2 separate regions of the Homo sapiens genome follow, and region 1 is linked to region 2. Evidence: read pairs that join two places in POLR2A ChIA-PET (ENCODE). Cell type or tissue: Caco-2. All regions are shown on one strand. Links, peaks and the distances in the headings refer to the core of each region. The heading gives the core; the rest is flanking DNA.

What was found. ChIA-PET counts read pairs that join two places held together with the same protein. Peaks named below come from ENCODE experiments on the same cell type or tissue, not always from the same donor. Only the 100,000 strongest peaks of a DNase experiment are listed, where the experiment ranks them.
Region 1: POLR2A ChIA-PET joins it to region 2 with 7 read pairs; 2 of 35 experiments call an interaction of 5 or more read pairs at or near these places.

What each region holds. Positions count from the first base shown.
Region 1 is chr2:191,000,173-191,005,062 of GRCh38, forward strand. STAT1 (signal transducer and activator of transcription 1) reads right to left here. Exons shown (of 25, transcript NM_007315.4): 6 at 902-991. Among named protein-coding and RNA genes, the nearest start is that of STAT1, 12 kb to the right of the region's middle. In Caco-2, for the core only: no CTCF peak of the experiment used is centred there; no DNase peak of the experiment used is centred there.
Region 2 is chr2:191,620,502-191,625,391 of GRCh38, forward strand. All of the region lies in intron 1 of LOC124905959 (a long non-coding RNA gene), which reads left to right. Among named protein-coding and RNA genes, the nearest start is that of NABP1, 55 kb to the right of the region's middle. In Caco-2, for the core only: no CTCF peak of the experiment used is centred there; a DNase peak (open chromatin) is centred at 2,650.

The sequences.
Region 1 (4,890 bases), core at 340-4,339, 620 kb before region 2:
GCTCAAATGCATCTCCATCTGGACAATAAATTGTATGTTCATTCTACAAATAAGCCTCATTTGTTTGGGATTTGGTCACATTTCCACATATTCTTCTCTGGATTTCCATGGCTATTTCTGGACTGGGCTCACTCGGTTTCTACTTTAATGAAATGTTTCCCTAGGAGACCGCAAGATGAAGTTGCTCCAAAGAATGTGGAGTTTGGAAAGATGCTGTCTGAAGCATGTAAGTCAAGGCCATACTGCTATTACCCAGAGATCCACAGAGGACCAAACCCCTAAGCTGGAAGGCCTTTTCCACAAACACAGGCCTCTGTGAAAAAGAACTCCTCAAACCCTCCCCACACCAGCCCTAACAGTGGAGAGGAGTAAATGCGCACCATCGAGGACGCCAGAGCAGCCCTCTGCTTCCATAAATTGACTTGGAAGTTGTATCCTAAAATTGCTGTGGATGTCTTAATCAGAAATGTATCCAAATTTCTTTCAATAAAATGTATTTTTGTTCCTCTTCCAAGTCTTAGGATAAAACAGATGACTGGGAAGGATGGGCCATGTTTATCCTGGGGCACTGTGATTTGAGAGGTGTGGACATAAAGGCCCATTTAGAGCAGCAACATCTCATTTACTGGGTACTGGGCAAAGTCAACATTTACTGCATGATCTTTCAGGGAAGAAAAAGCTAAACTCAATGTTTGGCAGTTATAAGAGGCCATTCAAAAAGTCTATCTGGTCATTGATTTTGCCAATTTGTTTACTTATAGCTTGAGACTTCTGCAAAATTTTTCTTCCCAACTACTTAAAAGACTGAACTCAGTTACGAGGTTTACACCCCAAGCAATTGAAACCTTTTTTCCCCTACAGAAAGTTTCAGAATAAATGCATGTGTTTACTCAATACTCACCATAACCTTGTCCTTCACATTTCTGACTTTACTGTCAAGCTCTTTCTGTTTGTCTAACATCACTGTGCTCTGAATATTCCCCGACTGAGCCTGTAATGGGAAGGGCATGATTATAGCCATCGTTTTCTTCAGGGTGTGTACTTGCTGGTTACACTCCAAAGTCAAGTCCCCACTTGCCTTCCAGATCTTCTGACATGTACTACAGGCTTCCTGCTTATGTGTCAATATGAAATTTTTCCCAAGGCCCTGGAAAATGCTGGCAAACTGTTAACAAGGTTACAAAAAAACTAGGCTCAATTCATGTCTAAAATAAACAGTATTTCTGGGAGTTTCCATTAATTCATACAGTTGCATGGTACCACGCTGGAATTTAGTTCACGGTTTCTCAGATACTATACACAAGATTACTCTCATTAACTCAGTCCTTATTTATCTTAAAGCTTTCTGATTCAAAGTGTGGTCCTCAGACCAGCAGCATCTCACCACCTAGGATCTTGTTGGAAAATCTCAAGGGCTAATATGATTAGGCAATCAGAAAACCCTATTTTAACACAATTCCGGGTGATCCAGAGGTATACTGAAATATGAAATCACTCCATTAAGGCCATCAATGAAAATCTGCTACTATAAAGTCAATAATGAATATAAACCCAGACTTGCCTGGGAGTATTCAGTCCTATTTTTGATAATCAGAACACTCAGAAGTGACAGGGTCTCTACTTGCTTCATACACCAGATGTACCCTGCACATACTAGGTACTAAGTAAATGTCAGGCAATGCTCTAGGCTCGGGTGTTAGAGTGGTAACCAGTGATCCCTGTTCTCATAGAGATTAAATTCTAGAAAGATGTTATTTTTTTAGAGTTAAATCCCCCACACAGCAAAAACTGTGCTTGTCAACCTTTCTTACACAGTGCCCTATACAGCACAGATTCTACGGGGGTGTTTTTATATGTGCAATTGTATCATCTTTTCTTCATGTCTGGAATTTTCCTTATATTAGAAAGCCTTTCCCTATTGACATTACATCATTCACTCATTTCCCTAGCACTTGCAAGGTTTCCTTTTTTTCTTTTTAACTTTTAGATCGCTGATATATTTGTTTATTCTCATGATCAGAGTGAAGTATGGGTCCACTTTTTGCTTTCACTTTTTTTCCAGTTAGCTTTCCATTTGTCTTAACAGCATTTACTGAAAAGTCCATTATTTTCCCCAGTGCTCTGAGCTGCCAACTTTATCACATGAATTTCCATATGCACACGGGTTTCCTTCTAGATTTTTCTCTTCTTTCCCATTGGCCTTTTTATTCATAAGCCTGAACCCTTGAAGGATGTTTGACTATAGAGGATTTATAGTCTGTCTAGTAGGGCCAGTCCCATTTCATTGCTCTACTTGTTCAGAAGTTGCCTCGCTACTCTTGCATGTTTATTTTTCATAAATTTCAGAACAAATTTGTGTAGCTCCAGAAAACAACTTGTTGGTATTTTTATTGGAATAACATTAAAATTACAAGTTAACTCAGGGAGAGCTAACATCTTTATGATGTTGTTTTTAATTCTTATGCTTCTAATGGTTTTCTCTTGTCTAATTGCATTGGCCAATACCACCAATACGATGCTAAATAGCAGTGGAAACACAGCATCCTTGCTGTGTTTCTGACTTACTGGAGTTTTCCCAGTTAGGTAAGATACTGTCTCTAGAATGGAGATATATATATTTTTTTGTGTTAAAGAGGTACCCATCAATTCCTATCTTATTCAATGTTTTTATGAGGAATGAGTATTGAATTCTGTTAGATCTTTTCAGCTTCTGTGGAAGGAAGTAAATGCTTTTTTCTCCTTGTAGCTATTAATTTAGTGAATTGCATTAATAGGTTGCCCAGTCATGGACTACCCTTGTAACCTATAATAAATCATATTTGGTCATGTCCTTTCTTAATGTAGTATTTAATTCTGATCCCTAATATCTTATTGAGGACTTTTATATTGATACTCATAAGTAAAATTGGTCCATAATTTTTTGTTTTATCTTTATCAGGCATACGTCATCAAAGTTATTCTCTCTTCATAGGAAGTTTTCCTTCATGTTACATATTCTCCAACAGCAGAAGTTCAAAGCATGTGAATTGTATCAGCTGTAAAGTGTGTATTAGAAATACATGAATGTTACTGGTATCCTCTGTAAGTCCAAGGTGCCACATATCACTCAGTGACAAAAGGGGTTTCTCTGGGCGGTTGGAATAAGTTGTCACTTTGAGGAGTTCCATACAGCTTTCTGCCTGTGCAGGGAAATCTTTGCTGTTGTCTAATTCTGACATGGTTTGGATCTGTGTCCCCACCCAAATCTCATGAATTGTAATCCCCATTGTTGGAGGTGGGGCCTGGTGGAAGGTGACTGGATCACGGGGACAGTTTCTCATGAATAGTTTAGCACCATCCTCTTGGTACTATCCTTGTGATCACGAGTTCTCACAAGATCTGGTTAAGTGTGGAGCACCTCTCCCCTGCTTCCTCCTGCTCTGGCCATGTGATATGTGTGCTTCCCCTTCACCTGCTGCTATGACTGTAAGTTTCCTGAGGCCTCCCCAGAAACTGAGCAGATGCCAGCACCATGCTTCCTGTAACAGCCTGCAGAACCATAAGTCAATTAAACCTCTTTTCTTATAAATTACCCAGTCTCAGGTATTTCTTTATAGCCATGCAAGAACAGACTAATACAACTTCTAAGCCAGCAGGATGTGGGCACGGTGTCCTGTGGGCTTTGTAACAGCTGGGACACTACACCTAGAGAGAGGGACCAGGCCACTGGAGAATTCTGACTTCCCAGGCCTCCTCCCAAATGACCAAGGCTCGGTTTAGAGAACAGGGATATAAACAATGGCTGTAAAACAGCAGCTACATCCCCAGCTTCTACATCCCCTTTCTACTGACTTGCTGGGAGATGCTTGGTGGAAAAACCTGGTGACTGTGGCAGGGCCTAAGAAATCTCCTGCTTCCAACTTGGGCAGTAGTCCCTCCAAGTCACTCAAACCCTTGGTGCTCTCTTACCCCTTCCACTCATCCCTCCCTGCTTCCCTCCACCCTGCCCCCATCTGCTAAGCAGATGCTTGGCTGCTCCTGTACACTTTAGTACTGATACCACTTTCACAGTGAGTCCTTAACTTTTTAACTTTCTAAGAAACCAGGAGTACTGAAACCACGGGAATTTCAAACACTGAAGTTGGAAGGGACTTCGGCTGTCATTGACTCTTACTTTCTCGTTTCACTACTGTACCTCTAGAGACCTTGTTTGGATGGGAACTTGGTTACTCCAGACCCCAGAGCAAAGAAAAGTCTTCTGCTCAGGAAGGGGGTCCTTTCCAATGGAGTGAGCAGTTGTCCAAGTAAGGGAATAGGCACTCCATGGGTGTGAGAAGTTCCAGCCAGAAAGCCCTCATATCCCATCCCACAGATTAGAAAACTGAAAAGTGACTTCTCCAGTGAACTAGTTTTAGAGTTGGACAATACTGGGTTTAAATTCCAAACCTACTTCTCATTAGCTCTGTGGCTCTGAGTGAAGTACCTGACCTCTAAACCTTAGTTTTCTCATCTTTAAAATGGGGATAAGAATACCTAACTTCAGTGATAGTTTCGAAAGTATTTACTCAAATGAAATAATGTTTATAAAGTGCTTAGCACAGGGCCTGAAACATGATAAGCACTCAGCATATGGTAACCATTAGTCCTTAAGAACACAAAGATGGAACAGCAAAGGAAGCTTAGAATCCACCTCATGTCTTTCCCTCCCACCTGAAAGAAATTCTCCCCATCCCTTCAGACCCTATGGACCTAAATTTTTGTCTAGACATGCAACTAGCTTTTTCACCACAAAGAAAAAAAGAAAGAAAAAAACTTAGTGTGCTGTAAGACAGCACACGAAACATTTATAGTCTACTACAGTGTGTATAGCATAATATTCTCTTAAATGTATTTTCTAAAAGCTCTTATATT
Region 2 (4,890 bases), core at 465-4,464:
CAGGGTTACAAATCCTAAACACCTTAAGCGCTCTGAACTCTGATCTTTCTGTACTCAGTGAGACTGCAGATTCCTTCTGGGTTCCCCCTTCCAGTGCTGTTATTTTCTTACATATAGTTACTCCTCTGTGTTGGTTCCTATCTATACCGAACATAAATTTCTAACAGAAACTGTTTTGTTCTACTTAATGTCTTCCTTGTTAAACACAGTACCATATTAACACATATGCAGATCATCATCGTGCCATTAACAAAAGCTATATCTCAATGGCCACAAGATTTCTAGTTGAAACAAATCTTAAATGATCTATCTGATCTTAGTCCAATTGTAAGCTTTCCTAGTTGTAAACATGTACCTTTGAGGGTCATACTCTACTTTTAAGGTAGCCCATTTCACTGTTGGACAGCAATAATTATCAGAAAATGTACTTCATAATGAGCTAAAATATAATTCCTTATCACATGGACTTTTCAGTTCTTATTAAATTTATGTTTAACCTAAATCTAGAGGACCTTTTCTTACCAATTGCTGTTAACCCTTGTTGTGCATTATTGATTCAGTCTGTGAATGTCTTGAGTGTCTTCTCTGTGCCAGGCTCTGTGCTGAGTTTGGGCTTGTGGAGGTGAGAAAAGGGAGGTAATGAATGGGCCTCATGCATCTTTCAGCTTGGTGGGTTATTTAGAGAGAAATCTAAGCATGCAAATATGTGTAAAAGTTACAATGTGGTATGTGCCCTGAAGAAGCATAGTGTGATGACACTAGGTATAGGAAGATTTGTCCTAGTCAGGGAAGTTAGGGAAGACATTCTTGAGGAGCTAATGATTTGAGATCTGAAAGCAAAGTAGGAGATAATCAGACAAAATAAAGATGAGAGATTTTTAGGAAGAGGGGTCAGCCTGAATGAAGGTACTGGGGTGAAAGAGAGCAACTGTTTTTTAAATCTAAATGTAGGACTTTCAGATAACCCTGTTAAATACTCACTCAATGAATACACTCAATCTCAGAAATATCACTCTATCACCGAAAACATGTTTCTGATATTTTTGGTGTACTTGTAGAAGCAGATTTAATTCCAATGTAAGAAAGCATTTTGCATTGCTCTTTGGAAAGGTATTATTGTCCCTACCTCAGGTTTTGTGGGGCCAGAAGCTTATACAGGGCCCCCACTCTGGGGGCCCTTTTAAAGAAAAAAATGTAAATGATACATACAAAATTTAGCACAGGGCCTGGAAGAAGGCCTTGGCAGTGAGAGGCACCAAATGAAACGTTTCATTAGGTTCAGGGTAAAAAATCTACCTACTGTCTTTAGAGATTTGGACAAAGGGTACATGACCATATGTTGGTGACGTAATGAAGAGATTTCATATTGTATAGAAATTTGGACTTGATAGACCTGTAAGTTTCCTCCAGATTCAAAGATTTTGTGTTTACTTAGCTTACATTTGAGAATGGAATAGGTCAAAGTTAGCCTCCTTGCATTCTTGGCCCCCTGCCCCTACTCAGCTAGTTTGTAGAATTAATTATCTGATGGCCAAACAATGATGGGGTGTTGGCTGGATGCGGTGGCTCACATCTGTAATCCCAGCACTTTGGGAGGCCGAGGCAGGTGAATCACTTGAGGTCAGGATTTCAAGACCAGCCTGACCAACATGGAGAAATCCCGTCTCTACTAAAAATACAAAATTAGCTGGGCATGGTGGTGCATTCCTGTAATACCAGCTACTTGGGAGGCTGAGGCAGGAGAATCGTTTGAATCCAGGAGGTGGAGGTTGCAGTGAGCCGAGATCATGCCATTGCACTCCAGCCTGGGCAACAAGAGCAAAATTCCATCTCAAAAAAAAAAGAAAAAGAAAAAAGATGTGGTGTTTGGGACTGTGTGGGTGTTGGGGATAGTAGGGCATATACTTTAGACTATGAAGTAAATGAATCCTAATGTTAAATGCCTGGCTTCCACCTCTAGTCAATTGTTTTGTTCTAGCACTCACATCTCAAGTCATAGAATGAGAGCTAAAATGTCTTATGAATCAAAGGCTGGGTTTGAGTCACATGCCAACCAATGTGTGCTCATGGAGAACACCTCAGTGACAGCCCAGAGACAGCACCTCCAGCCCACCCTTGACTATTCACCTCACACCCGACTCCTCTGTCCAGAGGAGGTTTGAGGAGAGGGGATGGATGTTGTAGTGCTATCCATCATCCCTGCTGTGTACATGCATTATGGTGCTTACATTGCACCACTGTGAGAAGGAAAAGAGTGCGTATTGTGAATGAGGACTTCCTACCCCACAACAAAAATAGAATCTTTGCAGCCAATTATGTGCTGAAGCATTATTATAAAACAGGAAGAATCCTAACAACAACAAAAGATTAAGAGCAGCACTATGTATGTATGAGTACTTCTGCATTCCCAGAGCAGTTGTCTGGACTGATTATAAAGCTCTTAGCAAACTTTAATTAGCGCTCACAGGTTGGTGAGTTACATGGCTAAAGTTCTTGCTAGTGTGGTCACCAGAGAAGTAAACTCAGGTGAGGTTAAATGGTCAATTCATGGACACCTGGCCATGCTCATCTGTGTTTGCTTTTCCAGTTTGTCAGGTTCTTTGGAATCTGACTTGTTAGCAGCTCTGCCAGGCCCCATCCCCTTGCTTGCAGGTGCTCACGTCTGAAGATAATGTGTTAATCATATCAGCTCATGAGCCTGGGGTTCAGCCACACCAAGTCTGGACCTGCTGGCTTTCTTTGGAGTCAATCTGCAAAGGACATCTCCGAGTCCAGGGATAACAGTCCTGGAGTCAGTAGATTGTGTCTGAGCTCACCTGCCAGGCATGATGTGGAAACAAGGACACTGCTTTTCAGTAGGCAATAATTGACTTCAAAGGGCTCCAAGTTGGTTTAAGATTTTTCTGCTTTAACATTTAGGAACAGTGGAAAAACATACTTTTGTTATTTGTGTATTCTTAGAAATGGCTAACACTTCTAAGAAGATGGGAAAATTTTAAGGCTATTAAGGAGACAAAAAATGAAATCCCCTTGAAGATACGTAAAGACCTAGCGCTTCTCTGTCCTGTGTGTCTCCCACCCCACCCAGGCTTATAGGGTATCTTTGGTTTGCGCCCCATGAAGACACATGTGAGTTCTATCTCAGGCAGGGGCTCTGGGATCAATGGTGGGCGAGTGAGTTTGTTTACCCTGGATTCAGCCTCTGCTCCTTAGGAATTTCTCAAACATTAAGTTTCCTTTAATATTATCCATTCATCAATATGCTGATACAAATCTACTTCAAATCTATATACATTTTTTTTTTTGGTCCAGCCAATAATTGAGAGAAGACTAGAATATTGACTATTACCTATTAGGCAAGGGTTGATTGTCTTTCATGTATCCTAAAGCAAGGCTTCAAACTTCACAAGTTTTCATCAGGCCTGGCACTCTGAGGTTTGGAGGAAACAGCACCTGTCTACCCAGACTTTATCTCATAATTTCCAAAACTGCAGTTCTGTTCCTTCTCTTTCTCCTGGTCCCTTCTGTCCTCATTTCTAAGTCCCTTCTTTCCCTTCAAATTTTCATTCTCTCTCTAGGCCTTTTCTTTTTATCTGATGTCTTTTTAAAATTATTCATATCGGGTTTTTACATAGTCATTCATCTTTCACTGTGGTTTTTGTTCAAGGATACTCTGATGATTTACTTTTATGCTTTATAAAAAATGTTTTGTGTATAAAAACTCACAATTTATGACTTTTTTTTGGTCTCAGCAGCTAATTGAACTGATAGATTTAGGAAAGAATTAACAACAATTCCTGGTGTTTTTCTTAACTTTTAACTAATAGCTCAGAATCCACCTTCCCATAGGAGAAACTTTTTTTTTTTTTGCTTAAATTCCTCATTATTCTTGTGTACATCAAAGCTCATTTCTCTGTCTCCTTGCAGGGTCCAGTCATCTCTTCCTTTCTCATCAGTGAGTTGGTGGCTCCACACCTAGAAAACCTTAAAGTTTGCAATAATACCAACAGGTTAAATAAAAGAGTTGTCCTGAGACATGGGCTTGGTGAGGGGAGCCTATGGGATAACTCTTACTTTTCTCTACTCCAGGCATAATCTCAGGACACTGCACCACAGGTGAAAGCTGCCTGGTTAGTGGATTAGTCAGCTCAGGCTGCCATAACAAAGCACCACAGACTGAGTGTCTTAAGCAACGAAAAATTATTTTCTCACAATCCTGGGAGATAGAAGTCCAAGATCAAAGTGTTAGCAGGGTCGGTTTCTTCTGTGGTCTTTCTCCTTGGCTTGTAGACCGCCATCTTCTTTCTGTGTCTTCACAGGGTCTTCCCTCTGTGCCAGTCTGTGTCCTAATCTCTTTTCATAAGGACACCAGTCCTATCAGATTAGGACCTACACTAATGACTCATTTTAACTTAACTACCTCTTTAAAGACCCTATCTCCAAATACAATCATATTCTGAGATACTGGGGATAGGGGGTTCAACATGTGAATTTTGAGGGGGACACAATTCAGCCCATAACAGTATATTAAAAACTCCTCATCTAGACACCATATTTCCAGCAACAACCAAGCTCCCAAGCACAGCTCTAGCCTACAAAGTCTGTGGAGAAGGTGGGTTATACAGTCCCATCAGGGTCAGAGGTTGCAGCTCCCTCTCTTATGTTACAGATTCTTCATAACAAATGTAAACAAGCTGCTTATCTGATTCTCCAAATAGCAGCAAACCAGTGTACAGAGTAATCACCAACCAGAAAAAGCTCAGCTGCAGGGGGCAGGCAGATGTGCCAACAGCAGCAGGAAGTGACTTCAGCATCGAACGGGCAGCAGACAAAACCTTAAATGGGCAAAACTGTATTGTCAGTTACCATGTCACATAATGAGAGCAGAGA